4 separate regions of the Mus musculus genome follow, and regions 1, 2 and 4 are each linked to region 3. Evidence: chromatin loops called from intact Hi-C (ENCODE). Cell type or tissue: heart. All regions are shown on one strand. Region 1 has its middle 50 kb from the start of Gm41393. Region 2 overlaps Gm41394 (a long non-coding RNA gene). Region 3 has its middle 12 kb from the start of Pced1b. Region 4 has its middle 43 kb from the start of Rpap3.

What was found. Peaks named below come from ENCODE experiments on the same cell type or tissue, not always from the same donor. Only the 100,000 strongest peaks of a DNase experiment are listed, where the experiment ranks them.
Region 1: it touches region 3 in a loop (2.6-fold over the local background); 5 of 42 quality-filtered maps call a loop at or near these places.
Region 2: it touches region 3 in a loop (2.4-fold over the local background); 6 of 42 quality-filtered maps call a loop at or near these places.
Region 4: a loop joins it to region 3, with 5 times the contacts of the local background. A loop is called at or near these places in 13 of 42 quality-filtered maps.

The regions. Positions count from the first base shown.
Region 1 is chr15:97,452,547-97,460,546 of GRCm38, forward strand. No RefSeq gene overlaps it. Among named protein-coding and RNA genes, the nearest start is that of Gm41393, 50 kb to the left of the region's middle. In heart, a CTCF peak has its summit at 1,152 (motif pointing left); a DNase peak (open chromatin) is centred at 3,395; H3K4me3 peaks cover 364 bases.
Region 2 is chr15:97,603,225-97,611,224 of GRCm38, forward strand. It overlaps Gm41394 (a long non-coding RNA gene), which reads right to left. Exons shown (of 3, transcript XR_875642.2): 3 at 7,986-8,000. Among named protein-coding and RNA genes, the nearest start is that of Gm41394, 13 kb to the right of the region's middle. In heart, a CTCF peak has its summit at 489 (motif pointing left); a DNase peak (open chromatin) is centred at 4,767; H3K4me3 peaks cover 876 bases; H3K27ac peaks cover 512 bases; H3K27me3 peaks cover 323 bases.
Region 3 is chr15:97,231,285-97,239,284 of GRCm38, forward strand. No RefSeq gene overlaps it. Among named protein-coding and RNA genes, the nearest start is that of Pced1b, 12 kb to the right of the region's middle. In heart, CTCF peaks have their summits at 4,134 (motif pointing left) and 5,857 (motif pointing right); no DNase peak of the experiment used is centred here.
Region 4 is chr15:97,659,141-97,667,140 of GRCm38, forward strand. No RefSeq gene overlaps it. Among named protein-coding and RNA genes, the nearest start is that of Rpap3, 43 kb to the right of the region's middle. In heart, CTCF peaks have their summits at 4,712 (motif pointing left), 5,211 (motif pointing left) and 6,377 (motif pointing left); DNase peaks (open chromatin) are centred at 4,891 and 7,441; H3K4me3 peaks cover 647 bases; H3K27ac peaks cover 430 bases.

The DNA of each region.
Region 1 (8,000 bases), 220 kb after region 3:
AGACGTGTTTCCAAGTGAGCCTGGAGCCTGTGCACATCGATGTGAGAGGTGAAGCTAAATCATAGGCTTTTACATTTTTTCCTTAACTATATATTCTCAGGTTTCTGAAATCAAAACATAGTGCTTATGGAATGAAAATAAAAGTTTATTTTCGAAAGAGCTAGAGGTTGCTATAGAAATGCATTTTGACCCAGACCCTAGAATGTATCAAAACAAAGATTGATCACTGAGTAGAACTATATAGTCAGCACATGTTTCTAACTAGAACAATTTGGTAATTAAATCCACCTAGAAGACCGGTGGGGCTTTATGAACTGTTAAGACGGCTGTAGTAGCCAGTGTTGCTCAGCATCATCTCTGGTCTATTAGGAGGTAGAGACAGAATGTTGTCTAACATCCATTGTTTCCAGCAAGGAGCAGGGCTGTTGACCACTATCTGCCACACCCAGAACAGACCCAGCACAGGGGCAGGGCAGGTGAGCTTAGGCAAGAATCGATAATCCATGACTAATGATAATGATGACGGCGACGATGGCGATGGATGGTGATGTTGCTGTAATCACAATAGGAACAAGATTAAAGGATTAAGGAGAAGCTGCTTTGTGCTAAGGGCTCATGGGAAGGAGCCCAGCTGATGATAAACAGAGGTTTGACTCCATCTACCCAGAACAGCAGGCAGGACCACAGGATCTGTACCAGGCTTTGACCATATCCCTGGCAGGGCCCTCAAAACTCTGTCCCACTAACAGAAAAACTGGTTCATGCTTCCAACCCTCTAACACCTTCAGTCCCTCCATATACTTATTTTATCATTTAAAAAGTAACTTTGGGGAGCCAGAGAGATGGCTCAGTGGTTAAGAGCAACCGGCTACCCTTCTAGAGTTCCTGGGTTCAATTCCCAGCAACCACATGGTTGCTCACAGCCATTTTGATGGGATCTGGTGCCCTCTTCTGCTGTGTCTAAAGAGAGCAACACTGTACTCACATACATAAAATAAATAAATAAATAAATCTTTAAAAAAAAGTAACGTTGGAGCTGGACAGAGATGGCTCAGCAATTAAGAGTCCTCATTGTTCTTCCAGAGGACCCCAACCACCTGTTAACTGCAGTTCCAGATACTCTGACGCCCTCTTCTGGACTCCACAGGTACTGTACTTTTGTGCATATACACAAAATAAAATCTTTTTAAAATATGAAAAATAAATAAATAAATAATATGGAAAAAAGACTTTTTCTCTCTCTTTTTCTTTCCCCTCCTTCCTTCCTTGTTTATTTATTTGTTTGTTTTGTAGCTTTGGAACATCAGCTTGTGTTTGGCCAATGTTGCTGTGCTGGGAAAACTGGAAGCATGAGTCATTCATATTTGTGGAGGACACAGAAAATAAACACAGAGATAAACAACGTGAGCCAGGTGTTAAGCACTGTGTACTTGTAACGAGTACAGACGAGGTCTGGAGACTGGCAGAGGTCCCTTCCATAGCATGACATGTCAGTGAGCAGGCTTTTGAAATCTGTAGGTTAAACATCCTAGGCGGAGAGGACGGAAAGAACAACGTCTCCAAGACAGACATCTGCTGGAGAGGCTGCAGAGGAGCAGCCTGGATGATGTGCACTGACCATGGGACCAAGGATGAAAGGGATTCTGAGAATCGGCCAGTGCTCTGATCCTGTAGGGCCTGCTATACCACAGTGGGGATCTGGAGTTTATGGTGGTTCAAGTGTTAGAGAAGGACAGCAATCTGGTTGCTCAGAGTTTATAACAGAATTTATTTGGCTACTGTGAAGGGAAAGAATTGGGTCTGTGGTGGTTTGTATATGCTCTGCCCAGGGAGTAGCAGGATTAAGAGTTGTGGCCCTGTTGGAGTAGGTGTATCACTGTGGGTAGGCATGGTCTTTAAGACCCTCATCCTAGCTGACTGGAAGACATTATTCTGCTAGCAGCCTTCAGATGAAGATGTAGAACTCTCAGAAACTCCTGCACCATGCCTGCCTGCCTGGATGCTGCCATGTTCCTGCCTTGATGTTAACAGACCGAACCTCTGGACCTGTAAGCCAGCTCCCAATGAAATGTTGTCCTTATAAGAGTTGCCTTGGTCATGGTGTCTGTTCACAGCAGTAAACCCCTAACTAAGATAGGGACAAATGTAGCTGCTGCCCTGGCAAGGTGGGGTTAAGGAGAGAGGCTGCCTAGCTCCACCTATGTCAGGAGGTAACTGGATGTGTAAAGTGAGATCCAGGCCTAGTCAACAGAGATTCTAACATCCAGCAGCTATAAGCTGTGGTACCTCCACTGTGATAGGAGCAAACATGGAGGAAGAATTTGGGTTGGGGGAGGTTCTGGGATTCCATGCGGGATCTGTGAAGCTTGGGAAGTTCATCACACATCCGAGTGTGAGTCTGTCAAGCAGGCATTTGTAGAAGTCTGTGCTCAGAGAGTTTGGGAAAGCCATCAGTGCTTAGACCAACACCGTCTGGTATGTGTATGATACAACCTGGTATGCTTGTAGCCCTCCTATCCTCAAAAGGGAGAGAGCAGGCAAAGTTAATTTTGATAGTGTGTTTTATTTAACCAAATATATATATAACCTCACAATTTTACCATGTCAAAGCATAAAAGTGCCAAGGAGGACTTTTGCAATTTCACGCACAAGTGACACTGAAGATTGAGGCTAGAGCCTTGTCATCAGCACTTAGGAGAAACAGCGTGTGTGGCTGGCATCATTGTGTTAGACAGCATAGGTCTATTCAGCCCAAAGACGCAATGAGAAGCAGTGGCCGCAGAATCAAAGAGAAAGCTGAGAAGCCCAAGGATGAGCCCATGGGAGCACTAGCACTTGGTGACCAGGAAAAAGAGGAGGATGGAAAAAAGTGGAAAAGGACAGGAATGGAATGTTGTGTATCCTGCCAGGGTGTGGGGCACTGCCTGAGGTGCACCCTGACCCATTCATGCCATTCTCTGAGATGTGACTTTGTATGCTAAAAACATGAGTGAGTGAGAGAGAGAGAACCTTAAATGAAGAAGACATGAGGCCCCCCCGTGGGGACCCAGAACTCAGGCCATCTGCAGTGAGAAATATGAATAAAAGATCAGATGGAATCAGGACCAAGACACAACCACAGATTGGCCAATGGGAGGGTCGTGTTGTACTGTGGTTAAGCCAGGCTTTCATCTACCCTCAGAGAGAGAGGGCACTTCTGGGTTTTGCTATCTGATCGCTATGCTTTTAGATCTGCTTTCTCTGCAACCTTGTATACTATAACAGTTAAAAGACTCTTTAATGACTTGCCCAACCCCAACACACACAATCAAGAAGCTGGAAAACCACTAAACAGTGCGACTGGTGGAGATCTGTGACAGCTGCTTCCTGTTTGGCAGAGACCTGGAAACAACTTTGCCAGTACAGGTTCCCAAGGGGTCAGACACGTGTAATCCGGATTCAGCTGGAAGTAAGAGGTAGGTGGGCCTAAGAATGGCTTACAAAGCACATAACTAGCCATTTCCCCTCCCATCTCTCTCAGAAGAACCCTGGCCCTTCCACCCAGGCATAAGAACAGGATAAACCAGGGCATCGTGGGATGGTTAAGAACAAGACACAGAGAAGAGGAGCTGGTATTGGATAAAAATCTAACAGTGACTTGTGGGATCACCCCACTTCTATCGCTGGCCTGCTCCAGCTCAGCTTCTGAACTATAGATTGGATAGCATGTCAGAAGCTATGACTAGACCAAGAGAAAAGGTCTCTGACATTTTCTTGATGATGATGTCATGTCTACAAGCACTATTCTTGAACATATGCTAAGATTCTGGGCATCTCCTTTTAGTTCCCCATTCTTGGCTATACGTGGTTAGCCAAGGACTATTTGAAGAAAGAGTCTAACATGAAAGGGCAAGATAAAAATTATTAAAAATGCTTTGGAGGTTTAGATTGTATAGGGGATGCTAGTAAGAGAAGATCTCTGATCTGGAAAGCCAAAATCAGATGCTATAAGAAAAATAGATCATTAATAAAACAAAAAGAGAACGCTTAAAAAATGGAAATATGTCACTGAAACAATAAGTTGACTATCAGGGTTGGCAGGTAGGTCGGCTGAAACAGTAGAACAAAAAAGGAGATAGGAGGAGGGGAGGATAAGAAAGAAAAAGTGAGTGATCCGCCAAGAGGCCTGGTGTCTTAATTATAGGAGGTGGAGAACATGGGAGCTAAAGAAACAGAAGCGAAGAAACAGAAGAGCAATTCAAGCAAACCTCCCCAATCTACACTAAAAGTTCAGCTGGGTCCCTAGCATGCCTCATACTGCCCCATGCAATCCAGAAATCACATGGCACAAAGGCATGGGAAAATCAGTAACGTAGTACAAAGAACAGCAATAAGGATGGCTTTGGACGCTTTAACAACAGCAGGAAGTAGAAGTCAATGAGAAATGATGCTCTTATAACCGACTCAAGATGGAGGAAGCAGGGTCGTTAGCAATGGGACAAGGCGACAGGACCCCCCCCAGCCCCCCGTGGAGCCATGGGACAAGGCGATAGGACCCCCCCGGGGGAGCCATTGGACAAGGTGATAGGACCACCCCAACCCCCCCCCCGGGGAGCCATGGGACAAGGCGATAGGACCCCCCCAGCCCCCCGTGGGAGCCATGGAACAAGGCAATAGGACCCCCCCCCCCCGGGGGGAGCCATGGGACAAGGTGATAGGACCACCCCAGCCTCCCCCGGGGGAGCCATGGGACAAGGCGATAGGACACCCCCAGCCCCCCGGGGAGCCATGGGACAAGGCGATAGGAACCCCCCACCCCCCGGCCGGGGAGGTAAGCAAGGACAGCTACTATGCGGGGTCAGATATGACCTGAAGGTGTCAAGCAGGTCTTCTGACTCAGGAAGACACGGCTCCACACAGAACGGACATTTACATAACATGTGAAACATACCATTCTCATCCTTTCCCCCTCAAACATGGAGAGAGCGTCTTCCCTCTATACTCTCCACCCCACGTCTCTGGTCCCTTCACAGCTAACCTCGAGACTTCTCTACATCCTCAGGTCCCCATCATTGCAGCCACTGTGTGGCATGGTACAGAAGAGAGATAGAGAGACAGGACACGTATATGGTCACAGAAAGTTCTAGTAGGCATTGTAGGGAAGCAGTAGGCACTGGGAGGGCAGCGAGCAGGGCCGGGTGCGTGGGTGCAGCTTAGGGAAAGGGTAGAAAATTCATTAGCTGAGAGTGAGGATGGGGGAGGGGATGCTATGAGTCTGAGAAGAGAGTCAGTTGTGGGAAATGAACCTTCCCAGAGAGGAGGACATGAAGGCGTGCTTTCCTTTTTCTTGACCCGATTATGCAAAAATTGGAATCAATGTTTTTTTGTTTTTTGTTTTTTTTTGTTTTAATCTTTTAAAATAGTTTGTTAATTCTCTGAGAATTAATAATTCAATGTACTTTGATCATATCCACTCTTCCTAATTCCTCCAGGTCCTCACCTCACTGCCCCCCTCCCCTCTCCTCCCCTCTCCTCCCCTCCTCTTCTCTATATCTCTCTCCTTCTCTCTCTCCCTCTCTCCATCTCTCTCTCTCTCTCCATCTCTCTCCCCATCTCTCTCCATCTTTTTCCATCCCCTCTCCCAGCCCCCAGTCCACTGAGTCCCATTTGGGCTGCCCATATACTCATGGGTATAGATCCTCCACTGGGGTGTGCTCGACAGCGAGCCATGGGTCACACCCTTAAAGAAGACTGACTCTTCCCCCACTAGAAGCCGTGAACTGTCAATAGCTTCTCAGTTAACGGTAGACGCGGGGGAGCTCCTCCCACTTCCACGGTCGAGCTGCTAGGAACCCAAAAGTACAGCGACTGTGTCCTGTCACATCATTTTCCCAGGCTTCCCTGACATCTGCCTCTTACGATCTCTCTGCTGTCTTCTGTGGTGGTCCCTTAGCCTTGGAGTAGGGATCACCATATTTGACTTTAATAGTATTGTCACTTGCAAGGCTGTTTTCAAAGCAGCTATCCCTAAGCTTGGCCAGCCTTGGCTGGGGATAAAAGCATAAGCCAATTTCTAGCTACCTCATCCCCAGTAATCCCCCCGGTAAAACCAGAGGATGCTGAGAAATCCCACAGCCAGGTGCTCATGGCCACAGCCTGTGCGGGGCTGCGGCAGGGCGGGGCGGGGCGGGGCGGGGTGGGGTGGGGTGGAGGGAGGCTTCCTGGAGATGTTCTGTAGTGGTAAAGCATGGAAACTTTCTCACTCAAGGGGCTTTTGATTTTTAAGAAACGGAAACCGGTGCAATCAAACTTAAACACAAAAAGAGAGCTGCTTCTGTGTACCCACTGCTGCTGGGGGGGCCGGGAGCAGCAGGGGAGTAAGTCATTTTCCTTCACTTGCAGCAAGTTTGTCTTTTTCAATTACACCACAAAGATGGGGGGAGGGGGTGCTGGGAGCCCACCTCAGCTGGTGGCAGAACCCAGCTACCAGCAGCCACGTCTCTGCTAGTACAGCAAACGGACCATTGTACATGAGTAGTATGAGACCACCCAATCCTGGTGCCAGAAAGGTAGCATGCACAACCATGGACCAATGGAGGAGAGGAGGGGCGGGGCGTCTCGAGAGTAGGTACGTGAACCTTGTAGGGACATCTAAACGAGAACCCATGAAGAGCCTACGACTACTCAGAGTCCAGTGGACTTTCAGCCCTATACCTTTCTTTGCCTTGAACCCCGCCCCCACGAAGTGGAAACTTAAGGGTTTTTGTTTGTTTGTTTGTTTGTTTGTTTTTTGTTTTTGGCGAGTCAGTTGTGTTAGATGGTGTTTTGCTACAGAACTCCAAGGTCAAGAGGATTGCAAGCCAAGCCCTTTTAGCCTCCTCTCTGGCTAGTTCTGGTATTATATTCCTCAATGCCCTCTGTATGACATGTGAGAGTCTCACCCTCCCCAAGCCTAGAAATTTACTTGTATACATTATTTTGTTAATATAGACATTTCCCTTAACATTGAAGTAACAACTTAGCCCCAGAACCTCTCGGTACTTGACACAGTAAAGATTTTCTTCAGCTTCCCAGTCGGGCTGACTCGAGGCAGGTGCCAGCCTGTAGTGAAGGGGCCTATGAGTATCTCTCCTTGGTTCTGTCAACTCTGCCCATGATCTCAACCATCCACGATCACGGAGAAAACTGATACCAATTTTCAAGCCTGTGACCCAAGCAGATACATCACAGCTGCTCAAAGCCCTTTGGCCGGGGTTAGGCTTAGGGCTCCACCTCAGAGGGGGCTGGACATTTGAGAAAGATATAAGAATGTCGAAGCCATCTCTTGTCCAGCAGAGCTGTCTGATCAAAGCGACCTGCACGGCACAGCCCCTTCTATGTTGAAATCAGCATGGAGGAGAAATAAAACTGTACTGAGATAATCTAGTGAGATTTGGGGGCCTAATTGTATTCCCAGTGTAGACACGGTCATCCCGATTAACACAGGAACGTGTAAGAAAACAGGAATGAATGAGAGAGACAGTGCTGCTTGTTGTCCTACCAAATTACCCTTGGCTTTCTCTGGAGGCTGACAAAGTTATCCAAAACTCACGGGGAATAAGGAAGGAGTGAGAACAGCCGGTGTAACTGCGCACGAAATCAGGAGGAGGAACCAACTTACTCACCAAGACAATCTCGAGGTTCAGAAAGTACAGAAAATGCAGATTAACATTACAGAGACGTCGTAGGAAATAAGGCTGCTTTTTAACAGAGAGCACGGATCCCAGAAACAGGCCCAGATACACCTGAGATGTAGCAAGCAAATTATCAGGGTGAAGAAAAAGTTCGAAAATGCTTCACTTCCTGTGTCCGGCCAAATTCGGCATGGATTGGTAGCTGAAATGCAAATAAAACCAGAACAAGGCTCGGGGGAAAATGTCCCCTCCCCCCTTTTTTCTCTTAATTTAGAACTGGGAAAGATTGAGAAACATCTTGGACAAGATTGGCACCCTTAGTCATATAAAAATTATGGGGAGGAAGCG
Region 2 (8,000 bases), 370 kb after region 3:
TGCTCCTGGGACACAGCAGCATGTGTCCTTATGATCCCAGAGCAGGGAAGAAGGAGGCAGAAACATCCCTGTGGGGAAGAAGGAGGCAGAAACATCCCTGTGGCTTGCTGCCCCATTAGTTTCTCTGAATCAGTGAGATTACGGTCCAGGAAGAGACTCTACCTCAAGCATAAGGTGGAGAGTTATTGCAGACATCCAAGGTCGACCTCAGGCACATGAACACTAACTTCTGACTCCATGGATCAACAGTTTGGGCTGTATTTAGCAGATTTGTTCTGCTTTTAGTCTTTACGGAGCTGAATAGTGGCTGAGCAGTGGGAGACAGCCTCACTCATGTGTCTGACGGCTGGTGCTCTCCCCCTGAGTCTCATTCTTCTCACGTCGTCTGTTATCTGCAAGGTTTCTAGACCATGCATCTTTACCAGGAGACCTTGAAGAACCGATGCAGGAAAGTGAGGACAGAAGACACTGCCCTCTTCAGGCTTGCTTAGAAATCACTCTTTGTTCTTTCACATCCTAACAGCAAAGCTAATTGCTCCATACACCCTAGATGCACGGGTATGGTAATAGGTTCCCCATCCTTATGGAAGGAGTCCCATCAAAGTGGGGCCAATGAATGATCCATTATTTTCCCATCTTCCTCTCTGCTCTCCTTGCATTTCCAACAGTGGTGTCTTCTTAGATAGGAAGGCATAAAGATCATTTTTCTCTGCAGTTTATGTCTTTTTCCTCAAGGGGGGAAAAGACATTAAATAAGTTTTGCTCTTAGGAAAGTAAGTAGAGAGATGTCAGAATAGGACATGATAAATGATAATGTACTGTTTGGAGCCAGGTCCCATAAACTCAATACACAAACAAAATCTGGAAAATTGTAAATAGAATTCTGTTCCTTCTGTTTTCGGTTTGGAGAATGGTATTTCTCCTAACTAATTACATTTACATGATTTGTTCATTAATTGTTTTGAAGCAGCTGTCCCATAACTAAAGGGAAACAATGATAGTAATTTGCATATTCTTAAATTATAATTAAAGTTCCAGAGACAAATTTGAGTCCTCACAGCATGGAACAGTTATGTAAGACTCTGTGTTCAGGAACATGCTCATGGGAGTGAACAAGGCTGATTTGCTAGGCTTTTCCAGTAGTGGGGAATGTGAGTGTGAACAGGTAAGTCCTTAGGGAGCCCTCACATTAGAACAGCAAGATGAAACACCTATTGATAAGTAGTACACATTCGGCTTCTAACACCCAGTTCAAGAGAAACCCTTGGGCCTGTTAGATTCCTTGGAAGAAATTTAGATGCACAATTTTCAACAATATCAGGACCAATGAAACATGTTTGAAAGATTTCAGCATCCGAGTAGAAGTTATAGACAAGGGCTCTCACACACCAGAGGAATCTGTTGATTGTCATGACTTCAAGAATCTAATACTGCACTGGGCTTTTAATCCCAGGGCTGGGGAGGCAGAGGAGGCAGAGAGGCAGAGAGGCAGAGAGGCAGAGAGGCAGAGAGGCAGGAGGCAGGTGGATCTCTGTGAGGTTGAGGGTGGTATGGTCCACAGAGCAAGTTCCAGAACAGCCAGGGCTGTTAGACAGAAAAACCCTGTCTTGAAAAAATAAAAAAATAAATGAATAAATAAATAAAAGAAGGAGGAGGAAGAGGAGGAGGAGGATCAGAATCAGAAGCTAGTAACACAAGTGAGTTTGGAATGTGTGCTCCTTTAAAACAGAGCCTACTTGATTTCTATAACTAATAATGGCTGCCATGTAACAAGCTTATCATGTTCTCTAGCCTGTTATGTGTACTCCATTATTCGGTCCTCAAGGTGCCTCTGTAGGCGGTCTGTATTAAGTAAACACACTGGATGGCTTGAATGGCAGTTTGCATCCTCATAGCACTAGAGACTGCAGCATCCAGAGCGGTGAGGGCCGTGTGGAAAGAGTTGTTCAGACATCTCTCCTAGCTCGTAGGTGGCTGTCTACCCCGTGTCTTCACACTCTCTTCCCACCATAGGTGTCTGTGTTCAGATTCTTCTTCCCATAACAGTCATGTTGGCACACCCTCATGACTCCATTCAACTTCCTCTCCCCGCTTTAGAAGATCCCTTCTCCAAGTGGCTGCAGAGATGGCTCAGAGGGTAAGAGCATTTGCAGTTCTTTCAGAGGACTGGGGTTTGGTTCTCAGCACCCACCCGGTGGCTCAGCACGGTCTGTAACTCTGGTTCCAAGACATTCAATGTCCTTGTCTGACTTCTGAAAGTGCCAGATAGTGCATACACATGCATGTGTATGCATAAGTAACCAAATACGTACGCATATTTTAAAACTCCCACCTCTAAGAGTACTTACATCCTAGCTCACCACCGGGCTGTGGTGTTGTGACTTAGCTTCAAAGTATGAACTCGAGTGGCATGGGCACCATTCGGTCCATATATTACTATATAATCCCGTTTTACAACTGAGGAAATAAGTCTAGAAGAATTGTTGGGTAGCTCTTTAAGATTACCAGAAGAGAGGGGGGGGGATAAGCGAGGGCAATTAGGAGTCAAATATGAGCAAAACATCCTAACGAAACCCATTATTTTGAATACTAACTATAAAATAGTAAGGTATGCCTCTAGGTCAGGTGGGCTCGGAGTCCTTCAAAAGCACCGTATGTTCACATAAGACCTTTTCCCTAACCCCGTCCCCCACCCCCAGGCTCCTGCACCTAGAAGCACCACATGACCTTTTAGCAAGTCTCAACTCCCCCGTTGTGGGCATCTGCCTGTGATTGCGCTAGATAGCGCACCACCAGACTGTGGTGTTCAACCCAGGGCTTAGTACTTGATGAATATTGAAATAAATCTTGTACCTCAAAAAGAACCATGACCTTGCCCAGCCAAATGGTGTACAAAATTGTAATATTGAATATCCTAGTACAGCATTTTTTTGTGTAAGAATCCTATGGGGAGGGAGATGGCTCAAAAGTACCCACTGTGTCGACGTTAGGGCCTAAATTCATATCCCCATCACATGTGGTGTCTTGCCCAGTAATGGGAGTGGGCATGGAGCTCACTGGGCAGCCAACCTAGCCAATTAGTTAACTCTGGTTCAGTGAGAGAGACTGTCTCAAAAACTAAGGTGAAGAGTAATTGAGAAAGACATCCTGATTAGAGCTCTAGCCATGTGTGTGCGCATGCACATGTACCCCCATGTACACATTTACACTCCCACGGGAACACAAACATGCTCACATCTCACACATATGTATACGCATATAGGAGAAAAAATAGTGTTTGAGATGCATGTCTTTCTTATTAACGGAAGCTTTGTTTGGGGGAGGGAGGCATTTCTGTTGTTCAGGCCTCAGCGGAAGAGATTTCCTTAGGGGTGGGGTGGAAAATTAGGAGCGATGATCCTCTAACCTGTGCTGAGGACAGGTCGGATTAGGAAGGGTAGATACATCAAAAGACCAGAGGATCCTTTCCTCTGGTCAGATTTTCTGAAGAGCAGTGCGGGTTGCCATAGCAACGGCAGCACTTTGTAGTCCCGCCCCTCCTCGCTTCCTACCTGCTGGTGTGGAAGGGCTGGAAGCGCCAGCCTTCCGCCGCAGTAGGGAGTCCTCCTCCAGGCTCTTGAGAGCCAGAGGTAGGGGAAGACTCACGCGAGACAACCGGGGAGAGACGACGGGGGTTGAACCAGCCAGGGGCTGAAGGAAAGAAGCTTAGGGGATGGGGAGGGACCTCCCCTGCCAGGAGGTGAAGGCTAAAGCGTGGGCAGGAGTGACAAAGGCATAAAGGAGGAAGCTGCCACCGTTGGCAAATAATCACAGCTGGGCCAGCAGTTCTCAGAGCTGATTATTCTGTGATCCCCGGCTTAATTGATTTTACACAACCTCCTGACTGCGCAATTGGGAGCCTCCAAACAAGAAAGGCAGTTTTCAAAGGACAGCTGCTTGCTCGAGTGGACACCCCACACAGAATTGTTTACTGGAGCTTCTAATGACTTCTTCTTCTCAACCGAGCCAGAAAATATCTTCCTAAAGACGAAGCGGGAAGGATGCCAGGGCTGTGGGTATTGCTACAGTGCGTAATGATCAGTCTTCCTAATCAAATCAGTGACTTTACTGCGAGAGTGCCCGTTTCTGCCCTAACAATATGATACGGGATTGCTAAACTAACAGCCATTACTGTTTTCTAGACTCTTCTCTCCGTTTATTCTAAGTCAGACATAATTCTACTTGGTGGTAATTTTTGCAAGATTCAAAGAGAGTAGAGGACTAGGGTTGATCATAAATTATATTGACACCATTGATGAAGACGTTAGGAAATCATGGAGTCAGAAAAAAAAATACTCAGGCTTATCGGGGTTTTCTTTTAGGGGAAAATGACCAACTCTATCAAAATCACAGAGAAAATTTATCCAAACAATACCCAGAGTCAATCACGGTCCATTGAAAAACAAACGGGAGAAATGTACAATTCTGCAGCCACTCCCAGCCAGTGCAGCCCCTCATTAACAGCAACAAGACAGTTAATTTACTTAGCAACCCGCCGCTGGCTTTCAGCCGTTGTCTTCCTCACATCTGCTGCTCCAGCATGATGCATTTAATAAATATGTTTATAAGCCAGCCATTTATTTCTGGCACCGTTTTTGCCCTTTTCTACACCAAACTTCATTCATGGGGAGGAGACGTGTTAATTGTCCCATCCGTACGTGACCTTTCGTACTATGCTGCTAGGAGATCCTCCAGAGCCTAACACTGAGCACAGTGTGAGCCGCCAAGCCCGGCAGAAGCTGGAGACAACATCTTTGTGTCATAGTCAGCAGTGAAACATCAGGCCAAGGGAATACAAACTCTGGGACGGAGCAGGAGTACCCAGGAAGTCTCAGCTCACGCTTCTCCTGACTCTAGATGGCAAAGTGTAGCGGTGCAGAGTAATGCTACATATTAAGGGGGACAGTTAAATAGAGTTCACTGCATTTGGGTTTATGAAAATGGCCCGAGACAAGGCAGGTAGCCTGTGATGCCACCTAGTTACCAAACAATCAGGGATTATTTGATTATCTTCAAAGAGATCCATTCTCCAAAATTTGCATGGATTGTCTATGAGTGAGGATGTTCGTTGTCGTGAGCTAACCAGATGGCTTAGCTGAGAGATGGCTCAGTGGTTAAGAGCACAGGCTGCTCCTCCTGAGGACCTCTGTTCGGTTCCCAGCACCCACGTGGTGGCTCACAACCATCTGTAACTCCAGTTCTAAGGGATCCCACATCCTATCCTGACTTCTGCAGGTACCAGACAGGCATGTGGTCCACATAGGTCATGTAGGCAAAGCACTCATATAGACAATAATCTTGGAATCTTTTAAAAATGTCCATCCATCACCCCATACGGCCATTGTTGACTGTGCTAGAAGTCCCAATGTCCCAGAGGTTACTTTTTTAAAGATGAGGGGTCAGCTCTCCAGAGGAACACAAGATGGGCCAGTAGGATGGGCCAGTAGAAAAACCCCTTAACCAGGAATAAATAAAATAGCCTCCTATTCTACAGGCCTACCACTAACAGTCATGCAACCTATGTTTCTGAATCTGTATCAATTAGCTATTGCCATGTAACAAGACAACTCAAAGCTGAAGGGATTAAAGTAACAGCTGCCTACTTATTCTTCTGTGACTGGGTGTTTCTGCTCATCTGGGAGCAGCTGCTCTCAGCTTGGTTTACTTATCTGTGGAGAGCCGTGCTGCGAGCAATCGTGGCGCTGGCCTCCGCTGTGCCTAACTAGTAAACAAGCCTTGTATGCAGGTGCGAGAGTGAACTCACTCCTAGTCACTCCCATTCTCGGGGTGTAATAGTGGGGTCATGGGCGAGCAACGAATCAGGAGCTGTCACGCCATATCAGGTGCTGAAACGTCACGCTGCGGGCTATAAAAGCGGCGCCATTTTCCCAGTTCGGGGTCTTCCTGAAGAAGTAAGCAATAAAGCTTTTGCCGCGGAAAATTCCGGTTTGTTGCGTCTTTCTTGCCAGTCGAGTGGGACACAATACTTATCCATCTGTGGTCACATGATGGCTCACTCCTTACAGAACTTAGTGTAGCCACAGCTAGGACAACTCAACTCTGCTTTACACAGCTTATCTCATTCTCCAGTGAACTACCACAAGTTTGTTCTCATAGTAGTAGAGAGGGAATGGTACACAGGTGATAGGGAAGGGTGGACCAGGGGTTTTTTCAGGGAGGGAAGAAGATGAGAATGGGAGGGAAGGAAGAAGAAAAGAAAGGGAGAGAACAGAGAGGAAGAGGAGGAGGAGGGAGGGGAGGAGGGAAGGGAAGAGGGAGGAGAGGAGGGAGGGTGGAGGGAGGGAGGGACAGACGACAGAGAGAGAATAGTGCGTGATCTTTTGGGACCTAAACTCAACATGGCTCTTTAAGCCTGCCTTTTCTCTGAGTGGTCATGCTTCCTAACTGGTTGCTGTGCAACGGCTGACAAATCGTGAAGTGTCTTTAGCAGATTTGACATAATAAGACAAAATTTGTAATGACATTTGGGTCACAGAACGTCGTGAGACTGTTTATTCATGCCCTTTGCCACATTTGAGGGAGGGAATGTCCTGAGAGGTATTTCACTTATGAATATCATTTGCCTTGTCCCAGGCGGCTTGCAGGCAGCCTGCTACATGAATGTATGCACAAATATCTCAGCAGACTAAGGAAGCACAGAACTGAGACAAGTCAAAATAGCTATTAGCGGGGAATCAAGGCAGGCTCAGAGTAGGAAGAGACACTAGCGCAAATATACAAATATTGCTATAAGGATATACTGTGAGTCTCATTAAGTCTTATATTGGCTCTGCATTTCCTAGAAATAACAAAAACTAAAAAGTTGGAGAGATGGTTCAGTAATTAAAAGCACTGACTGCTCTTCCAGAGGTCCTGAGTTCAATTCCCAGCAACCACATGATGGCTCACAACTATCTGTAATGGGATCTGATGCCTTCTTCTTGTGTGTCTGAAGAAAGCTACAGTATTCTCATATAAATAAAAATAAATCTTTTTTTTTTTTTTGGTTTTTTGAGACAGGGTTTCTCTGTATAGTCCTGGCTGTCCTGGAATTCACTCTGTAGACCAGGCTGGCCTCGAACTCAGAAATTCTCGCCTGCTTCTGCCTCCCAAGTGCTGGGATTAAAGGCATGCGCCACCATGCCCTAAAAATAAATCTTAAAAAAATAAAATAAAAAGGAAAAAGTCAACTTAGTCAGGGTTTCTATTCCTGCACAAACATCATGACCAAGAAGCAAGTTGGGGAGGAAAGGGTTTATTCAGCTTACACTTCCATACTGCTGTTCATCACCAAAGGAAGTCAGGACTGGAACTCAAGCAGGTCAAGAGGCAGGAGCTGATGAAGAGGCCATGGAGGTATGTTCCTTACTAGCTTGATCAGCTTGATTTCTTATAAAACCCAGGACTACCAGCCCAGGGATGGCAGCACCCACAATGGGCTGGGTCCTCCCCTCCTTGATCACTGAGAAAATGCCTTACGGCTGGATCTCATGGAGGCATTTCCTCAAGGAAGCCTCCTTTCTTTGTAATAACTCCAGCTTGTGTCAAGTTGACACACAAAACCAGCCAGTACAGAAGTGTTCCCCAAGTTGTGTTATCCAAGTTGTGTTGTAGTGGAACAAGAAAGATTTCCTGGCCCGTACCCTGCCTCCCAAGCCCCAGTGCAGTTTACTGAGAAGCCCTTCCTGTCCATTGCTCCACTGGATGCTTTCTGTTTCTACATTGCAGTAAGGTGTGCTCCTTAGGTCCTGAATGAAGTGAGCATATCCCACAAACCAACGGCAGTGACCACGTCTGGACGATGGTAAAAACTGCCTTGGGTATTCATGGGACAAGGTGAAAGGACACAGTATACATAGATTGTTTCCATTGGCAGTGTTTCCTTTTAAAAGAAATCTGAGTGTTGGGGTCACGAGGTGCAAATAATGAGGATAGGACTGCCGAAGTCAGAATTAAACCAA
Region 3 (8,000 bases):
TACCCAACTGAACTGCTGACAAAGAAGATTGAGCTCATGGGGGGACGGGGAGGCTAGGAACTATTGCTAAGGATAATGATAATCAGGATAAGGATTGTGATAATGTGGTGGAGAAAAATCAAGCTGTAGCAGGAATGGCGGGGCCACCTCTATGTCAATGCTGGGACTTCGCAGTCACAAAAGCATCTCCTGCAGGTGGACCTCACTGAGCACTGTCTGAGAGATCAGGGGTTGCTGGCACAGACAACACCAGCCAATCGGGAACTACTGTTTAGAAGAGATGCTTTCTTGGGCCCAATGGGGGCGTGAGTGGAGGGTATTAAAGGAGCTTGCAGTAGTGCTCAGATGAGCTGGCTACAGCATTTCTCACCTGCTCCCAGAGTCTGTGTCGTTAACTCTGTGCCACCTCACCTCCAACCCCCAAGGGCAGGTAGGGTCAGGTGGAGAGCTGTCCAGGGCACAGGCAGCAATCAAGCAAAGCAGGACATAGTGAATCAGGTCTGATTAGAAGCCTTCCTATGAGGGGCACAGGAGGCCAACCTTATTAGGAAAGCCTTTAGGGAGAGGAGAGAGAAGCAGAAAGGTCCTAAATAAGGAGATCACCGTTTGGAGCACACAGAGCCAGTGGATGAGTGCAGGCTGAGTCTGGTTCTCAGAAAGCTGGCCAGGGATTGGGGCTGGGGTAAGGGTCAGCAGGCTGTGGGGTGGACTCGCGCTTGGCTGCACTTGACAATTGACTGCAAGGTTTTCAGTCAAGTGAGTCTCTGGTGTGAATCTCAAGCCTGGGAATGCTTCTGGCATCTTGTTGTACATGTTTCTAGTGCAGAGCGAGCAAATAAGAGATAGGGCATGTCTTTGTTAGGGTTTTACTGCTGTGAACAGACACCATGACCAAGGACAACTATAAGGACAACATTTAACTGGGGCTGGCTTACAGGTTCAGAAGTTCAGTCCATTATCATCAAGGCAAGAGCGTGGCAGCATCCAATCAGGCATGGTGCAGGAGGAGCTGAGAGCTCTACATCTTCATCTGAAGGCTGCTAGTAGAAGAATAATTTCCAGGCATCTAGGGTGATAGTCTTATAGTCCACACCCACAGTGACACACCTAATCCAACAGGACCACACCTTCTAATACTGACACTCCCTGGGCTGAGCATATACAGACCATAACAGGGAATCACAGGGCTCAAAGCTGAGGATGAGGCGAACTCCCCCTTACTTCGGGTGACCCCTGTAGTGTCTTGTGTTAAGGACTGACCCTGGAAGGGCAGAGATGGAAGCAGTGCAGCCAGTCAAGGAGTGGGTGCCTGAATGAAGGATGAGATGGGGTAGCAAAGTGGCGTTTGCAGATGGAGCCTAGGGAATGTTCCCCAGGATAAAAGAGCAAGGGACTCATCCAAGATGGTCTGGGGCCTCAGTCATGGAAAGGATGGAGTTGCCATTTGACTGAGGTAAGAAAAAGTTGAGCACATACTATCTTTGACTCATTCTGTCAAATCTTTCTCTGATTCACCACTTTGTCTGCCACTCAGTTAGACATCACTTTCAAACATGGCTGTTTCCCTCTACGAACTAACCTTACCGGCATTGTTAGGGATTAGAGGAGTGTACTAAGGATGGTTCTGTATTCCAGCCAGAACACACAGACCTAGAAGACGTTTGGATACGATCCCTCAACAGAGCAGCCACATTGCTGGATTAAAATTCCTCTACAAGCCGGACGGTGGTGGTGCACACCTTTGATCCCAGCACTTGGAAGGCAGAGGCAGGTGGATTTCTGAGTTCAAGGCCAGCCTGGTCTACAGAGTGAGTTCCAAGACAGCCAGGGCTACACAGAGAAACCCTGTCTCGGAAAAAAAAAATTCCTCTACAAGAAAGGACAAGGGTAGAACCGAGAAGCCATCAGTATAAACCCTTGCAGGGGAATGCCCCTGGACTGGGAGTGTCTTCTAAATACCTCTGAGGTAGGGAGGAGCCGGGGGCAAGTGTAGCTAAGTATCTCTAGGGTGGTTTGATAGCAGCTAAGTACTTAGTTCTTATGTTCTAAGTAGTTTCTAGAATGAGAAGAGATGAAGGTGTCAGCCTCTGCCCACAGCTCTGAATCCTTACACCCTGTGGGAAGAGACCCCACGTCCTCCCAGGGATCCTCCCGTTATCTCCACACTCAAGAGAAGTGCAGGGTGCCTCATCCTGTAAGTGACACTCCTACCTCCCCAATGCGTGGTGCTTAAAGCCCAACAGGCCAAGAGACAAAGAGCAGGGAGTCAGGCAGCCAGATTATTGGTTGCAAAATCCCTGTAAAGTAATGACGGACTTGATTCTTTACGAAAATCCAAGACCCTGCATGGGGCAATGTATGGTTTTATCTTCAAAATCCCTGCCAGGTCTTATCCCTGCCAGCAACGTCTTGTCCTTCTGATCACTATATATCATAGGAGATCATGATCCTTATTGCAAATTATATATATATAACAATAAATGTTGTGTGTTTCCAATTGGATCCTAGAATGACTGAGGTTTACAACCCAAATAGCTCCTGACAAACTTGGCCCAGGATCAAGCAGTGTTTCCTCTGGGTTTGGGGAAAAAGTCAAAGTTATTATAAATGGTTGCTAAGGGGGAATGTTTGCTATTTTCTCCACTGATTTGAAGTAGGTCAGATTGAAAGCTGAAGACATCCCTAAGGTTGTAATTAACTATGAATATTAAAAATCTGAGAGCAAATTAAAAAAACAAAACAATCGACTTCTTTTAAACTCACGGATATTTCACTATATTCTTTTCCCCAGGCGAGCTGAGTTCTTTGGAAAAAGAAACACGATGAAAAATGGATACTCTTACATGCGAATGAGTTCTGTAAAACAAGACTTTGAGGGAGTGCAGCTCAAGCACAAATGCTTTGGAGAAGTTTTTAAGCAGGCAGAGTTGGGGCAAAGTGCACACACATGTGCGCATGCACACACACACACACACACACACACACACGCAATCATCACGAAGGTCAGTCTGATAACCTACCCTTCAAAGCCAGACTTTTCTGTCCCTTTCCACCCAAGGCAGCCACTCTTACAAAACTGGTTTAGTCCAGTCAATACATGGGCTCACAATGTAGACCTAATTACAATGAGGCTTGGGTAACACTCCTTGGTCTCTGAGACATTTCTTGGTCTGCAGAGTGACCACTGAGTTAAGTAGGATAACTTATCACAATCCAGCTTCGAATGAGAAACTAATGTTCCTAGCTCTTTTTAGCCTAGCAAAACATACGGCTCTGTGTGAGGCACTTTAGCAGACTTTCCTTGAAGAGCTATGAGGCAGTCCGTGTGGCTGCATCTCCAGACCAGAAGGACAGACGGAGGACTGTGAAGTGAGGAGGATCTTTACACTGCACCCCTTCCAAAGGGACTAGTGACCCCACACACACTCCTGACAGGGCTCATTATAAGTCTGAGCCACACTTCCAGCCTTTGTATTGGGCTGGGCACCCATGGAAGCCGCCCAGGCATTATTTCTTCCAGGAATTCTTTGACCTCATCAGAGCATTTCAGCGACGAGACATCTACTCCACAGTAAAGCTCTGCATGGCTTCAAAGCCTGGGAGTGGTTTGACTGTTGTTATACTCTGTTTGAGGATGAAGAAAGTTACATACTGGGCTTTATATATATAATTTATTTATTATTTCTATGAATACACTGTAGCTGTCTTCAGACGCACACCAGAAGTGGGCATCAGATCCCATTACAGATGGTTGTGAGCTACCATGTGGTTGCTGGGAATTGAACTCAGGAACTCTGGAAGAACAGTCAGTGCTCTTATCCACTGAGCCATCTCTCCAGCCCCCATAACTAGGTTTTCAATAATGTTTCTTGGATGGGTGGGTGAATGAAATTGAAATAGAAATGCCTGTTATGTGCTAAGTCTTTGGCTTAAGAGACAGATGACAGGACGAGGACCGAGTCAGGAAGATGAGGACATAAAAAGAAGAAGAAAGGCCGTAGTGATGGAAGGCAGACTCAGATGGGTGTGTGGGAAAGGGCAGTCTCTGCAAGGCTGGAAAATATAGTCGGACCACAGAAGGGAAAGCAGCCTCCGTACAGAAATGCAGCAAGAGCAAAGCCCTCTTGTGGAGAGGAACGGTACTGCAGACTAATGGACTAAGGTCATGGTTCTCAACCTCTGGGTCCATATCCTGCACATCAGATACTTACAGTTCATAATAGTAGCAAAAGTACAGTTATAAAGTAGTGATGAAAACAATTTTATCGTTGGGGGATCTGAAGTGGTATCTTGAGGGTTCTTTGGAGAGCCAGTTGTATTGGATGGCGTTTTGCTGGGGCAAGCACGTGAAGGAGTGTCACGTGAAAGGACACGTGACGAAGGATTCTTTGCTAACAACACGATTGTATTGGTCCGCCTTCCACTGCGTAGTTGAGCTGCGTTTGTCCAGACTCAGAGGATGACTGGCTGCCCGTGCCACACTGAGGAGAGTATTAATAGGACTCCATGGAGTGACAGAGACAGAGCTTGGCTTGCTGCTACAGCTACCTGTGCGATGCTTGTGGGTCTCGCATCTTCACTGATTTTCGCTTTCCTGAGAGAGGCACAGCCAACAACATCTCCTGGTGTCCCTCTGGGTCCCTCCTGCTGGCTCAAGCTGAGGCTGAGGCCTGGCTGTCTCTGCTAGCTCGTGTCACCGCTGTTGCTAACCTGACTCTACCGAACTGGAAATGCTGGTGTGCCTGTGAAGTGTTTGCGAGTGGATCGAGCTGCCGCCGCCTACTGACCTGTGAACTGAACTGCCCATTTCCAGACAACACAGATGGGAGTTGCTCCCAAGAAAGCTTTCTAAACAAGTCCACTTCCTCTGGTGAGTGGTGGGCTAAAGGGAGGTTAAAGCGTTTTAAGAACCATCATTAAAAACGGGATTTGAAAACAAAGCTACAGGTGTCACCACAGCACAGAGGAACTGTATTAAAGGGCCCATTAGAAAGGTTGCAAAGCACTGTACAATATCTACAGCTGATGGTTGTTCTGGGCCCAGACCACGAGGTTCCCCATACACTTCCAAGATTGCCCTCTAAAAGAAGGTTTGTGCAAAATAAGGCATGAGACAGAATGTGGGTGTTAGCATGGAGCCTTACACGCAGGAAATAATTATACTGTTCTCTTTCTCACGGCAGGGCCAGCACACATTTAGAAAGCTTTATTCTGCTGTGGGTGGTGGTGAGACTTGGGGCTGTGAGCGTAGACAATGGGCTAGCATGGCTTCCCTGTGGGTCTTGAATAAGCCACAGGTAGTACAACTTGAAATGAGCCATCTGACACTCATTTGGGGTCACTATTAACTACCCTGCCCTACCTCTGTAAGGCATCAGCAGGTGAGGACCCACCGTAGGTGGTACCCACAACATCCAGAGCAACACTTCTCAGCCTTCCTGATGCTGAGTGAGACCCTTCGATACAGTTCCTCATGTTGTGGTGACCGGGGCAACCATAACATTGTTTCGTAGCTACTTTATAACTGTAATTTTACGACTGTTGTGAATCATAATGTAAATATCTGATCTTCAATCCCCCCCCCCCAAATGGGGTTGCGACCCACAAGGTGAGAGCCACCGATCTAAGTCTCACCCACATTATCCCAGGTTGCAAAAGCAAGGTATCTGCCAATCACATTCCCGTTTTGCCTCCCGTCGGCTGTTAAAGTCACTAGCAGGCACCTCTGGATCACTCTTGAATCGCTTTAGGGTTATTTGATTATCCTCTGGGCCGCTTTGGTTTTGCCAACTTGACTTAGGTGAAGAAGAGGGAAATTCAATTGAGAGCATTTACATGGGACCGCCTGTAGGTGGCGCCCCACCCCTGGGCAGGGGGCCCTGGGTGGTGTAGGACAGTGCACTAGGTCAGCTATGAGGGGCCAATTCATAAGGAGACATAGTCCCTGCTTCAGTTCCAGCCTTGGCGTCACTTGATGGACTGCGACCTGACATATGTGAGCCAAATACACCCTTTCCTCCCCAAGTTGGTTTTAGTGACATTGTTTTGTTTTTATCACAGCAACAGAAACCAAGCTAAGTCGCTCTCTCTACCACAATTGAGGACACTATAGCTACTATCCATACTTATGGCCCATGCACTGGCGACGCTTAGGAACATTGTCATTCACAATGTGGAGGCCCTTTGTCCTGTCACCCTATGATACAAAGATGCTATGGACGCTACAAATTTTTCTGAAAATATTTTTAGTGCTCAGCCAGAATATTACCTAGTAGAAGTTTTTCATGAAGTACGCTAGCAGGGGTACTTTAAAAATAATTTTTAAATTATCTCGGTTTTAAAACCCAGTTTTAAAATTAGTTTGGAAAATCCCTAAAAAGGTTTGAATTGCCCACATTATTTTCCTGGAAATTGAAATTTTCTGCTCTCCCTCAAATAAAACTTACACTTTAGAAATCACAAATAATTTAAAATTCTCAGAATACGGAAGTTAATCCCTTGTTCATCTTGTTCATTTAAACGAGTTATACAGCTAATAGTGTCAAGGCAGAAATATATTTTGCATCTTCAGTGATTGCATGGAGAAGGAGAATCAGATTAATGAGTCAGTAAAGTGGGGAAGCCTGGGCTTCCGTGATGGTTTAAATGAGAATGGTCCCTACAGGCTCCTGTATTTGAACGTTTGGTTCCCCAGTAGGTTGAAGTGTTTTGGAAGGATTAGACAGTGTAGTCTTCTAGGAAGAGGTATGTCATGGAGGTTTCAAAAGCCTAAGCCATTCCCAGTTAGCATTCTCTTCCTTTCCCTCTTCCTCTCCCCCTCGGTCTCTCTTTCCCTCCTTCTCTTTCTGTCTCTCCATCTCTCTTTCTCTGTCTCTGTCCCTCCCTCTCCCTCTCCTCCCCCTCCTCCCCTCCCTCCCCCTCCCTCTCTCCTCTCTGCCTGGAGCTTGCACAATGCCCCCTTGTCGCCATGCTCCCCATCACGATGGTCATGATCTCTGGAACCGTGAATCCCCAAATTAAAAGCTCTCGCTTGCACCGTGCCTGGGTTATGATTTGTGTCAGTAACTAAGACAGCCACCTAATCTACACCTTCTTAGGCGGACTCTCGGTTTTGCTGCTCGTACCGCGGTTTGCTTTTAAAATTGTGTCCGCAGGGACGGGCGTGGTGGTGCATGCCTTTAATCCCAGCACTTGGGAGGCAGAGGCAGGCAGATTTCTGAGTTCGAGGCCAGCCTGGTCTACAGAGTGAGTTCCAGGACAGCCAGGGCTACACAGAGAAACCCTGTCTCGAAAAAACAAAACAAACAAACAAAACAATAAATAAATAAAATAAAATCGTGTCCGCATGTATTATAATGTATGGCTTCCTCTTCATCTCTTCCACTCTCCCTGAATAGCAATACTTCACACTCTTCATGAGTGTGGGTTTGTATGCACATCTATGTGTTTGTGCCAGAGGTCAAAGCTGGGTCTTCCACGGCGTCTTGTCTGAAATCATCTCTCACGAAACCGGAACTCACCAGATAGGTAGACCAGATGTCCAGGAAGAGGGATCCACTTACCATCCTCTACCCCAGCTCTCCCATCCCTAGCGCTGGGGAACAGGGGGAAACTACCGAGTTAGCCTTTTATGTAAGTTCTGGAGATCATACCTCAGGCCCTTGTGCATGTGCAGAAAGCTCTCCGCTGCCTGAGCCATCTTCCCGGGCCTCCTCTGCACTCTTTACTTTAACTGAAAGTTTACTTACGACTCATGACATACAAAGTCATTTATAGTGTGTCTAGGTGAGAATACGGAGAGTGTTTGTTTGTTTGTTTAGTGGTTACATGACTTAAAACCAGTTCTTAACTGGGTCACCTGGAAAACGTACCTTTTCTGTTATGAGTTTCTTTCTCCCTTTGCTGGACTTGCCATCTGTCCCAGACTGTCGGAATGACAGCAAACCTCTACTACTTCTTGTTGCATGCCTGGTATTCAGTAGGTGCTTAATACAAGAATC
Region 4 (8,000 bases), 430 kb after region 3:
TTCCCCTGTCTTGCTCAGCCTGCTTTCTTACAGAACCCAGGACTACCATCCCAGGGATGGCACCACCCACAATCAGCAGAGCCCACACCCCACTCCATCAATCATTAGTCAAGAAAACACACCACAAGCTTGCCTATGGGCCAGTCTGATAGAGGTTATTTTCTCAGCTGAGATTCCTTCTTCCCAGATGGCCTCAGTTTGCATCAAGATGGGGAGAAAACAAAACAAAACAAAACAAAACAAAACAAAACAAAAAACCAAAAAACCAAAACTAACCAGCATGCTATGTTGCAAACCCCATACCAAACATTTATTTTAGTTAAATAGTTTTTACCTTATGATGTGGCTTTTTATTATTTATTTATTTATTTATTTATTTATTAACTGACAGTTTGGGAACTTTGGTCCCAGAGCTGAGGCTCAAACATCTGATTCTTCTGGGTAAGTTCTGATGCTGTACCTCCTCTCCAGACAGGATGCATAGAAGCCTGGGTGCTGTCCTTCGTTCATCTGCTCAGTAAACATTTACTGCATAACTACAAGCCATTCTTGGTGGGTAAATACAGTAAGCAGATAGGATTGCTATTTGAAAGGAGCTAATATTTCAGACATGGGGGAAAAAAACGTAAGAAATGAATGCCCTGGTACGTGGAAAAGATAAACTGAGTCACGATGCTATGAAGGAGGGAAGATGAGAGAAAGCTCATTCTTCAGTCGGTACATGGACCCCGGACTGGAGCAGGACCACGTTTGATAGCTCTCACTTTCATCCAAGGTGGCATACTCCACAGTTGTCGCTCAAAAGAAGCCCACCTTTCTAGGGTTTGTTTTTACGAGTAGGTTTTTCCTCTGTGGGAATTTCAGAGAGCCTGGCTCTTGCCTCATCCAGTCTGGTTCCTGCTGTCACTTAAAGCAACCTAATCCACAAAGAGCATCTTGCCTGGTTCAGTTAAAGAAGGAGAAAGGAGACCTGGCCCTGGGCCTCACCCTACAGAATATAGATAAATGTCCAGACACCACAGGGCAAGAGGTGTTCCAGCTCTGCACCCCAGTTCCCTCACTGGATTATCTTTGTGAGGAGTGACATGTGTACATGTGTCGGGGAGGTGTCCCAGCTTCCAACGGCTTCCTTGGTTGGCTGAGTGTAGAGATCTCTCCCACTGCTAAAGGACAAAACCTACATAAGACACAAAAGAACCCTTACACCTATGGACCCAGTTCTCATTTTCAGGTAACAAATTCTCAGGAGCCATGCTTGGTGTGGCTAAAGGACCCAGGTCTGTGCAGGCTGGGAATCCAGCAAAGAAGGACACCAGCTTCCAAGGACAATGGACAACAGGCTTAAGCCAGTTTTAGCTCAACATAGTATGCCCAATTCATGCCCTTGGGTGACAGGCTTTTCTGAATAGCCGCCAGCCACACATTCGGCACCATGAGCAAGCACACAGACGGGTATGTGAGTTCACCCTGCCTTGTCTCCCCTTCCACAAACTGCTGTCTGTCCATCACGGTTCTTTCCAATGGAGAGGCTAATTAAGAAAAAGCACACAGAGCCTGCAAGAGCCTAGACGAGCCAGAGAAAACTTTCACTGACTCTTGGAGATAGATCAGAAATTCATTCACTGAGAAAATGAAGTCTATTCATCCAGCTCCTTAGCCAAGTTCACTTTTATACAAACATGAATATATGTCGTGATGGTCCAGCCCGCTCGACAATAGCTGACAACTCCGAATGTGTCTCTCGGACTCCGCTTTCTCCTCCCTGTAAAGCTCCTATCTTCCCTTCCAGACCTGGGAAAGTCCTCGTCATATTCAAAGGCCTCGTTCACATACCATCCTCTGTGGCAAGCTTTTCAAAATGTTCATCCCACCGTCCACGAGGAAGCACACTGCTCCTTGGGTGCTGTGTTCTTCCTCAGTCAGCTCCCCACCGTTTATTCAACCATCCTACAAGGCCAGTGGCTTGTGCTCCCAGGTGCTGACCTGAGTCCACTATCCACAGGAAGGCAAGAGTCCTGCTTCGTTCATGCTTGTGGCCCTGGTGCCATGCACAGTGTCTGGCATTTATGTGTCCTCAGTCACCAAATGACTTCCAGGCCTCAGTTTCCCCTCCGTAGAGTGTCAAGGCCATCCACAAGCCAGGCTCTGTCCACGTGCAGTATGGCAATGTGAAGTCCTGCCTTGCCCTCCACAGACCACCTCACTAGGAGTTGATTCCTTTCACCTCTTCCAGCATCCTAATGAACAAGAGGCAACAATTCTGATATTGTGAAGTTTATACCTCAAGGGGGTGGGTAGGGAGTGGAGGCACACGCTAGCAAATAAGTAACTATGCCTGTCTTCGTCAGGGTTTCTATTCCTGCACAAAGCATCATGACCAAGAAGCAAGTTTGGGAGGAAAGGGTTTATTCAGCTTACACTTCCACGCTGCTATTCATCACCAAAGGAAGTCAGGATAGGAACTCACACAGGGCAGGAACTTGGAGGCAGGAGCTGATGTAGAGGCCATGGAGGGGTGCTGCTTACTGGCTTGCTTCCCCTAGCTTGCTCAACCTGCTTTCTTATAGAACCCAAATCTACCAGCCCAGGGATGGCACCACCCATAATGGCTCCTCCCACCCTTAGTCACTAATTGAGAAAATGTCTTACAGCTGGATCTCATGGAGGCATTTCCTCAAGGGAAGCTCCTTTCTCCGTGATAACTCCAGCCTATGTCAAGTTGACACACAGAACCAGCCAGTACAGTGCCAGAAGATATCAGAGAGCTCGAATAAAATTAAACAGTGTTTAAGAAAAGTTTCATGAGTAAGAGAAGAAGTTAGCGGCTCTCTTAGAGGAGGTGAGACCGAGCAGGTGGGTGCAAAGGCCCTGAGACAGCATAAGACAGCACTAACAGAGAGGAAAAGGAGCAAGGGGTGCTGGGAACGCAGTGACCACGGGAAGAATCGATAAGCATTAGTGGCTGAAACAGACAGCAGGTAGATCACGTAGGGGCTTAGTAGACTGTGAATAGGAAGCCTATTTCGGGACTGGCATAGTTAAGAGTACTCACTACCCTTGCAGAGAAACCCAAGTTGGGTTTCCAGCACCCACTGAATGACTCATGATCATTCATAACTCCAGTTCTAGGGGAGCACATATCCTCTTCTGGCCACATGGTGCACAGACATACATACACACATACATACACACATACATACACACACATACATGCATGCATACACATACATACATGCATGCATGCATGCACACATACATGCATACATACACACATACATATACACGCATACACACATATATACATACATACATACACACATGCATACATACATGCATACACACATACATATACACGCATACACACATATATACATACATGCATACACACATGCATACATACATGCATACACACATACATATACACGCATACACACATACATACACACACATGCATGCATGCATACACACATACATATACACGCACACACACATATATACATACATGCATACACACATACATACATGCATACACACATACATATACACGCATACACACATATATACATACATGCATACACACATGCATACATACATGCATACACACATACATATACACGCATACACACATACATACACACACATGCATGCATGCATACACACATACATATACACGCATACACACATACATACACACACATGCATGCATACACACATACATATACACACATACACACATACATATACATGCATACGCACATACATACATGCATGCATACACACATATATACATGCATACACACATACATACATACACACATACATACACACATACACACATACACACATGCATACATGCATATATACATACACATACATACATACATACATAGAGGCAAAACTCTCATATACAAAAATTTTAATTAATATTTAAAATTTTTTAAAAAGATGTTATATTTTATTAAAAGTGCAATGACATACCACTTACAGATTCTTTTATTTTCTCTTTTTTGCTATGTATTTTTTGAAAGGGTTTCTCTGTGTAATCCTGGCTGTTCTGGAACTCCCTCTAGACCAGGCTAGCCTCGCACTCAGAGATCTGCCTGCCTCTGCCTCCTGAGTGCTGGGACTAAAAAGGCCCTGTGCCACCACACGCACCTAACTTTCCAACTCTTAATCCAGCAGTGGCAAGAACTGACTTGTGCTTTTAGAAGTTTGGTGGCTGACGTGGGTAAAAAGATGCTTGCCATGAAGATAAACTGAGTTCTTTCTGTCCCTAGATGTGGGGCACCAACTCCATGGAGTTATCCTATAACCACACCTGTCATTCTCTCTCTCTCTCTCTCTCTCTCTCTCTCTCTCTCTCTCTCTCTCTCACGTATACATTAATAATAAACATTTTTACTTTTACCTTTGCGATAGAGAACGGCTTATAGGGACTAGAAGCAAAGAGAACAAATAGCAGACTAGGGAGATGTTGACTGTAGACTTTACCTCGTTGGTACAGCAAAGGGCTGGGAACTAAGTGAGCTTCAGAGAGGGAACTATGAGGACTTGGGAGAGGGGTGGCCTGGGGGCTATTGCACCAAGGACGGGGATGACTATCTCTAGATCTCTACCCATTCAGGCTGAAAACCACAGGTGGGGAAGTCCTGGAAGATTCAGTGTCTGGTGAGAGCCTGTTTCCTCACATGGTGCCTTCTTACTGCCCCCTTGTGGTACAGAAGGAGCAAGGCAGCTCTCAAGGGCTCCGTCTTTCTGTATTTTCGCCTTCCTAGTTGCTGTGATGCTACCCGGCAGAAGCAATTTAGAGAAGGAAGGATTTCTCTCGCGAGGACACTGCCCACTGTGGCAGCGTTCACAGCCTGGCAGCGGGAGCCTCGGGCAGATGCGTGCTCCATGGCGTCAGCCAGGAACAGCTGGCTGATAACCCTCAAGACCTTTCGCCTGTCAGCTAGGTGCAGCGTCCAGATTACACAGCCTCCCGAAACAGCGCCACCAGATGGAGACCAAATGTCCCGAAACACGAGCTTGCAGGAGATGTTTCACATTCAAACTGTAACATTTCCCAGAGCCAGCCTTCGAGACTCCACAGAATCGTGTAGAAGGGACCCAAACAATAATCTGTTAAAGATAGATTACCATGCACTAAATCTCACCCAGAAGCTTCTGCCCCTTGCTGCCCCCTTGTGGGCACAGGGATGTTGGGCAAGGAGGTCTTAATCTCACACCAGAAATTTCCGGGTGAGATTAAGAATTAAGTACAGAAGATATTTTTAAAATGATTAAAAGCCAGTGCAGTTTTGCATATTTCCACTGCTAATTACAACTGAAAGGACGTCGTGTACAGATCATTCTAAAAGACAATTCTAAACGCCTGGTGCAATGGCTTACACCTTTAGTTCCAGTACTCGGGAGGCAGAGGCAGGCAGATCACTTAGTTGGAGGCCAACCTGGTCTACAGAAGGAGTTCCAGAATAGCCTCGGCTACATAATGAGACCCTGTCTCAAAAGAAGGAGGAGGAGCAGGAGGAAGAAGAGGAAGAAGAGGGGGACAAGGATGAGTGGGAGGAAAAAAGCTGCTAGTAAAGTAGAGAAAAGAAGAAAGACTGTAGCTGGGCAGTGGTGGCACACGCCTTTAATCCCAGCACTTGGGAGGCAGAGGCAGGCAGATTTCTGAGTTCAAGGCCAGCCTGGTCTACACAGCCAGGCCTATTCAGAGAAACCCTGTCTCAAAAAAACAAAACAAACAACAACAACAACAAAAAACCAAAAAAACAAACCAAACAAACAAAAGCAGACAGACTGTCCGGGGACCTTGGGATATGAGGAATACAGTGTGAATTCCCCGAGCTTAGTGTTTTTCTCACATACCAAACAGCTACAAAGGCCGCCAGCAAACTAGAAACACCAATTGTGTGCATTGCAAGAAAGCTCCTAGGATCACCCATAGGGGACCAGCAAGAGCTTTTTCTCATTAGCCACCGCGGTGCAAAGGGTGGCGCTGACATTTTTCCCCCCAGCATTGAAAAGGAAGGCTGTCAGTCAAGAACTCTGGATCCAGTCAAAACATAATTCTTTCGACGCAGTTTTGGTTTTGTGAGCGTTGTGGTTTTAAGCAGTGGTGTCTTTTTAAGTTTCTATTTTGGTGCCCAACCATCGAGTACCATGTTGTGTTCATTAGATCCCTTTTATGAATGTATATGACCCCATTACTATAACTCACTTTTTCTAACGTTTTAATGTAGGGTAATGTCAATGGACAGTCGTGTGATGAAGTTCACAATGTACCACCTATGTACTTAAGAGTTTATGGGGTAAACCAACCAGCTTGAAACGTCACGATGGGCTTAAATGAAAAGCACAGCGCCACCTCCTGGCCAGAAGCTAACAGTGCAGCTGTTTAAAGGGCGCAGTTCTGGATTTACTCAAATCATCACCAGATCTATGAAGTGTAATTTAATTAACGAAATTAAGACTCTTTGGTTTCATAATAGCACATGTAAAGGAGAGTGTAATTAAATCCCAGTGTCTATCACTATAGTATGAAAACCTTAGTCCTGAGTTTGGGTCGTTGTCAATTAGTTTCATTGACCTGTAACAAATTCTCTGATTAACAGTTAGTGTGCTGAAAAGTTAATTCGTGATAGCTTTCTCCTGGTGCCTCGACGTGCAGTGACAAATCACGCTCTGAGAGACGATGTGGAATACATGGGTTCCACGCATGTATTGTACAGGTGGAGCTGACTTGGCCATGTCCGCTTTGAGCCTTGGGACTGAGGTGTTAGGGTTATTATCCGGGGTTTTGAGGTTGAAACGTGATAGAGTGTGTACGTAAGGGCAAAATAAAATTTCCCGTACGCACTGCCTCGAAAAAGAAAAAAGAAACAAAACAAAACCCGAAACTCGGTTGGCGCACGTCAGACCCACTTCCTGCCTTCTTTCTCTTTCAGGGCTTTGTCTTTTCAAGATTCTCCCATTGTTAAGGACGTGGAATTTCCTCGGCCTCAGCCTCCCAAGTGCTGGGATTAAAGGCTTGTGCCATCACTGCCCTCCAGCATATTAACAGCCCGACAGTCACCAGAGACATTTAGCCACTGTCCAACCGCACCACCTTCAGCGCCGTTAAAAAGGAGCCTTTTCACCGGCTCCTTCCCACCTGTATTTTCAGGATATTTCTTCCTTTTCAAAGTCCACTATGATGTTTATTTTAAACCGGGGGTTGGGGTGGAGGTATGTACTGAAATATATTGGGGGTTTGCTTCTTCAAAACACCCTCCAAGTCTCTGGAAAGACCTGATACACATCTACTTTGGGGTGGGCAGACAGCGTGCCAGCCTAGCCACGACTGGACACTGGTCGTGAGCCTCGAGCTGTGCGCCTGTCTGGGCAAGGCACCAGGAACTCAGCTTCTCTGTCTGACCTGCCTATGGCCCAAGGGCAGGGTGAGTCCCACAGCCCTCTCTGTGTGCTGGCTTTTTAGCTGTACCGCCATCATGGCTGGCACGGATGTTAGCTGTACCACCATCGTGATGGATGTACACGGATGCAGCCTCTGTGAGATGCCTCTTGTGTAAATGAGAGAACGAGCTGTTTCTGTCACAGCCCCCAATGTCCACCCCCACCCCACCCTACCCGGGACTCACTTTGTCCTTTTTCTGAATAACACATTCAAAAGTCATATCCTAATTTTTACTATTTATATCTGATACTAATCTTGTTTGTCAACTTGACTGTACCTAGAATCAGCCAAAACCCAGGCTACCGGCATTCTTGTGAGGAATTTTCTTCTTTTTTTTTTTTTAATATTTATTTATTTATTTATTTATTTATTTATTTATTTATTTATATGTAAGTACACTGTAGCTGCCTTCAGACACTCCAGAAGAGGGAGTCAGATCTCATTACAGATGGTTGTGAGCCACCATGTGGTTGCTGGGACTTGAACTCAGGATCTTAGGAAGAGCAGTCAGCGCTCTTAACTGCTGAGCCATCTCTCCAGC